2 separate regions of the Homo sapiens genome follow, and region 2 is linked to region 1. Evidence: chromatin loops called from intact Hi-C (ENCODE). Cell type or tissue: endothelial cell of umbilical vein. All regions are shown on one strand.

Region 1 (2,500 bases):
ATAGCTATTCTATTATAGAAAAAAAAAAGCTTATTTTATTCTGGAAAAGAGGACTTATTCTATATTCTTCAACAAGTGTGTAAATAATGGTGACAGTAAAATTTAAAAAGTCTCATCTAGGAAGTCATGTTAAGTTTCTACTTTTGGTGAATGAAAAATTATTGGTGAATGAAAAATTATTCTAAATTGGGTGGGTTTTAAAGGAAAAAATCATCTAGAGATTTTCTTGCCTGGGCCTTTACTTAATCTATGATGGGGACAACACCAAGGTTTAATGATTACTTCAGCAATAAATGACCAAAGAAAGTACACATGGTGATCTAAAGGCAAACATTCTAGTTTAGTAAGTAAGTTAAAACTATATCCACTTTGCCCATACTAATGCTGATCAGAACCTGTTTTTCCAATGTAAATACTGCAACTACACTGGTTGTGTTACACTTAAAATTGGGCAAAGTTCAAAGAATCTCAATTGCACCTACTCCAGGAAGCCAAGTGTTATGGGTCGTTGCAGATGACCAACCAGGGACAGCTTTAGGATTTTTACACAGCAGGAGCATACAGCAGCTTTCTAGGTGGAGAGGTAGGGTGAGAGAACAGGTCTTGAAGGTGCATGTACATAGCACTTTATAAAAATTGAGAAAATACTAATCGTCTGTATCAATGATGGGGGTGCTAATGAAGACTGTAGGGATACTAAAGCCCATTCTCTCCTTTGGTGCTACCCATGGCCCTGGGGGCTGAAATGGTCTGGAGTCTTTCTGACTTGTTGGTTTCAAACTTGAAGCCATCCAAGAATTGTTTCAGCCCCTTTTGGTATTGAGAATATATAAATTCACTACTACTGATAGCCTCAGACATTCTTGAAAAAAGGAGTCCCCACCCAAGGCTGGTCTTTGTCTCAACCAAAGACTGGCAGCAAGGATTCATGGGTTAAAGAGAGGGGCAAGAATTAGGAGGTAGTGGGTCTAGGAGGTAAAATCAATTTCATAGCTGAAGGAAGAATGGCCATTTATGTATTATAGAGGACAAAATGCAAAAGACAGTTGTGGAACACATACAGGTTATACCATATTTTTGGACCAAACTCAGAAGTGCACATGAATATGACCTGTGTACAATCCATGAGGTCCTGTGCTTACTTCCTGGTTTTAGGATAGCAACACTTTGAATTGCAAAGTCACTTACTGACATCTAATGACCCTGTCATTAGCCGCCTTCTCTCTCTGAGGCATTGCCCCAAACACCCACAAACACACAAACTCAAACTCACCTGCTCCTGCCCCTCTGTTACTGGAAACAGATGAATCTTGGCAAGCTTCTCCCAGGCTTTCACCAATATCCTCCTTCCCTTCCCAAATTTTAGGCCAGTAGCCAGTAGCTGCACCCTTCTTCAGGTATACTTAGATGGAAAGAAGTAGGTCATTTGTTCATTTCCCAATTTTCTTTCTGCCCCTAGAAATACAGCTTCATCTTCTGGCAGCTTGCTGGCCACACTCCTCCTTCTGGTGAGTAGAAGCACTGCAAGCAAGACCAAATTACCCCTAATCCACTGCAAATCTCTATTTGTCAAAACAAAACAAAACAACAACAAAACACCTCAAATAAAACTAGAGGCCAGGCCTGGTGGCTCATGCCTGTAATCCCAGCACCTTAGGAGCCCAAGGACATCATATTACCTGAGGTCAGGAGTTCGAGACCACCCTGGCCAACATGGCGAAACCCCGTCTCTAATAAAAATACACAAAAACTAAGCTGGGAGCAGTGGCTCATGCCTGTAATCCCAGCACTTTGGGAGGCCGAGGTGGGGGGAACACTTGAGGTCAGGAGTTCGAGACCAGCCTGGCCAAAATGGCGAAACTCTGTCTCTACTAAAAATACAAAAAGTAGCTAGGCGTTCTGGTGTGCGCCTGTAGTCCCAGCTACTTGGGAGGCTGAGGCAGGAGAATCGCTTGAACCTGGGAGGCAGAGGTTGCAGTAAGCTGAGATTGTGCCATCGCACTCCAGCCTGGGTGACAGAGCAAGACTCTGTCTCAGAAAAAAAAAAAAGAAAAGAAAGAAAAAACCCACAAAAATTAGCTGGGTTCACGTGATGGCATGTGCCTGTAATCCCAGCTACTTGGGAGGCAGAGGCAGGAGAATCGCTTGAATCCTGGAGGAAAAGATTGCAGTGAGCTGAAATCGCACCACTGCTCTCCAGCCTGCGCAACAGAGTGAGACCCTGTCTAAAAAAAAAAAAAAAAAAAAAACTAGAAGGCCAGGCTCAGTGGCTCACGTCTGTAATCCCAACACTTTGGGAGGCCAAGACAGAAGGAGAACTTGAGCCCAGGAGTTCGGGACCAGCCTGGGCAACATAGCAAGATCCTGTCTCTACAAAAAAATTTAAAAGGCCAGATGCAATGGCTTACACTTTGTAATCCCAACACTTTGGGAGGTGGGAGGATTGCTTGAGTCCAGGAGTTTGAGACCAGCCTGGGCGACATAGCAAGATTCCATCTCT
Region 2 (2,500 bases), 340 kb before region 1:
CTGTGCGAGTGCAGCGGAGGCGCTCGGCGTTCCGAGGATCTTTTCTGGCTGGACCCGCGCACCTGGAGATCCTACAGGGAAGGGCGCATCTATAAATGCCCGTAGTTGAGCTGTTAAGAAGGAGAAGGTGGCGGCCGTTCGGCCCCTCACAGCACTCAAGGGCGGAAGGGTCCAGCCACCAGCGCAGGCACTCTCCCAGCCCCTACATGTTCCCATTCAATTCTTTTTCTTCCCAGAATCCAAGAGGAAGGAGGGAGAAGGTCCATAAATGCGGCCCCGAACTACCCGAAAGGCTGCTGTCTGAATAAACCCGAAGGTATTAAGATTTCACGAAGTTAAGTGCCCAGTGTACGTAGCAAAGGAGCAGCAGGAAAGGGGCTTTTGGGCTTAAATTGACAGCCAAATACTCCCCATTCCTGTTACAGTTTGATGGAGGCGGGGAACCTGAATTTCTCAGAGAATAACTATAACTCATAAGGTTTAGCCACCACCTGCAAGGAGACAGCTCTGAATTCTCGGCCTGCTACGCCCCCACCCACGTGAATTTTGCTAAAACTAGTGACCCCAACGCATGTGAGTGCATACGGCATTTACAAATGTGTGTGTGTGTGTGTGCGCACAACACTCCAGTTCAGGCTGGCCACTTCAGTGAGAGGCTGTACCCGGAGTTTCGTTCGGAGGGGTTCGGGGCGCGCCCAATCCTTGTCTGGCCACTTGACGCCCTGGCAGGAAGAATCCTCCCGCCGCCGGCTCCCAGACACACTTGCTGGAGCTATGGTTTTCGCCAAGTCAACTCACTGATTGTGGGACGGGTGGTGGTATCTTCTAAAACTAGCAAACATATTCTGGATATAACCGGCCCTTGACAGAATCCGGCTGGTCTGCTCATTCCTTCCCCCGGCCGGGACTCGAGACGCCCCCACCCAACGTGTGGTCACTTAGTTTGCCTGAAGCTGGATTGCTCGCTGGAAATGAAACCCAGAGAGCAGGCCCCTGAGGCTAGGTTAACCCGGCAAAACGAAAAATGAAACAGGCCCCCAATCTGCGCCTGTGAAGACCAAGCCGCGGGCTGAGATTTTCGTCCTGCCCCCTCCCTGCCGCCCAGCGCCTAGCTCCTCTGCCTGGCCCGTTCTGCCCTGTTCTCTGTTTGAGGTTTGGGGGTCTAGATTGCAGGATCCTAGCACTTTATAAAACAGTCAGGTCTGGTCAGAAAATGAAAGGTCAGCGTTGCCGCCAGTCGAAACGACTGGTTTGTTTTCCGTCACTGGCCAGCTCCGCGCAAACGAATCTAAGCGACAAGCAGCTAGGGTCCTGCCGCCTGGGATGGAGGCAGCAGCCCCAGCGGGCAAGCTGTCCAAGTCCCAGAGAAGCCGGATGCCTCCTTCCCCTACGAATCAGCTCCCTTCTCCCGGAAAGACTCTCCAACTCCCCGTTAGCATTTCTACGCCCAAGGTCGCGCCAATTCCCCCCCAGCACTGCCGGGTCCCTGCAGCTCCCGCCCAAGAGGTTCCCAGTGGGTTCCTACCTGGAGACGCGGAGGGTGACGGGGGCCTCCAGAAGTCCTCAAACTCCGAGCTCCGTTCGCAGACGCTGCCTTCGCAGCTGTCTGGGGATGCGGAGGCTCTGTCTGGGGCTTCGGTCAGCTGCGATTCGGGGGACAAACGGTCCCGGGGCTCCGCCTTCGCCCCGCCTGCATTTGAAGTGCTGTCTGCAAAGAGGAGGCAGGTGAGGGGCTCAGGCTGGGACCGGTTGAGTCTGAGGGTGCTGAAGGCTCCCCCAATCCCCCGACCAGGGCAGCCGAGCGTCTTCCCCTCTCCACCCAGACCCCGGCCGGGAACCCTCTCGGATCCGAGGGCAGGCGCAGAGAGGCCATGGCACCTAGGAGACAAACCCGGAGGAACCAGGACAGTAGGAAACAAAAACAGCAGCAAAAGGGACGTTGGGGCAGCCCCTCCCAGCTCCGGACTAATGGTGTGCCGAGGTGCAGTAGGCATCCGGGGGAGCAGCCCCGCCTGGCCCGCGCGCGCCTCGCACCTGCTCGGCTAGGCGCCGGTACATTCTCTAAACGGAGGGAATAGTCTGGTCCTGGGGAGCGCGGCTGGTGGTAGCTGTGAGCCTTCTTGCTTTTGACGAGAAATGAGCGCGGCATGGTGGTCCGGCACTTTCCCCACTGCGCCCCAAGAGTCCCTGGAGCCGCTGTCACCCACGGTCACTCCGAGGGCTTGCTCAGCCCCAGCCCGGAGGAGACCTGAGAGGGAAAGAAAACCAGGTGGAGACGTGGGTCAGTACTCTCCGGTGCGGCGGACTGGGCACCCAGGCGGAGGGAGAGCGCGGGCCAGGGAGGCGCGCAGAGGGCCCACGGGAGGAGGGGCTTGACCCTGCTGCGCCGCGCTTACCAGGTGGCACTTGGACAGGTGGCGCGAACCCGCCGTCGTTGCCGCCGCCGCCACTGACACAGCTCAGCGGTAAAACCTGTCCCGGGGCCCTGTCTCAGGCCCCT

Evidence for each region. A loop is a pair of places that touch in the nucleus more often than their neighbours do. Peaks named below come from ENCODE experiments on the same cell type or tissue, not always from the same donor. Only the 100,000 strongest peaks of a DNase experiment are listed, where the experiment ranks them.
Region 2: it touches region 1 in a loop (5-fold over the local background); 2 of 110 quality-filtered maps call a loop at or near these places.

Annotation. Positions count from the first base shown.
Region 1 is chr1:92,817,046-92,819,545 of GRCh38, forward strand. No RefSeq gene overlaps it. Among named protein-coding and RNA genes, the nearest start is that of RPL5, 14 kb to the right of the region's middle. In endothelial cell of umbilical vein, a CTCF peak has its summit at 1,517; no DNase peak of the experiment used is centred here.
Region 2 is chr1:92,481,339-92,483,838 of GRCh38, forward strand. It overlaps GFI1 (growth factor independent 1 transcriptional repressor), which reads right to left. Exons shown (of 7, transcript NM_005263.5): 2 at 2,035-2,248; 3 at 1,526-1,708. The coding sequence starts at 2,149. Among named protein-coding and RNA genes, the nearest start is that of GFI1, 4.3 kb to the right of the region's middle. RefSeq lists silencers at 1,044-1,133, 2,254-2,383 and an enhancer at 1,770-2,369. In endothelial cell of umbilical vein, no CTCF peak of the experiment used is centred here; no DNase peak of the experiment used is centred here; H3K4me3 peaks cover 493 bases; H3K27me3 peaks cover 2,409 bases.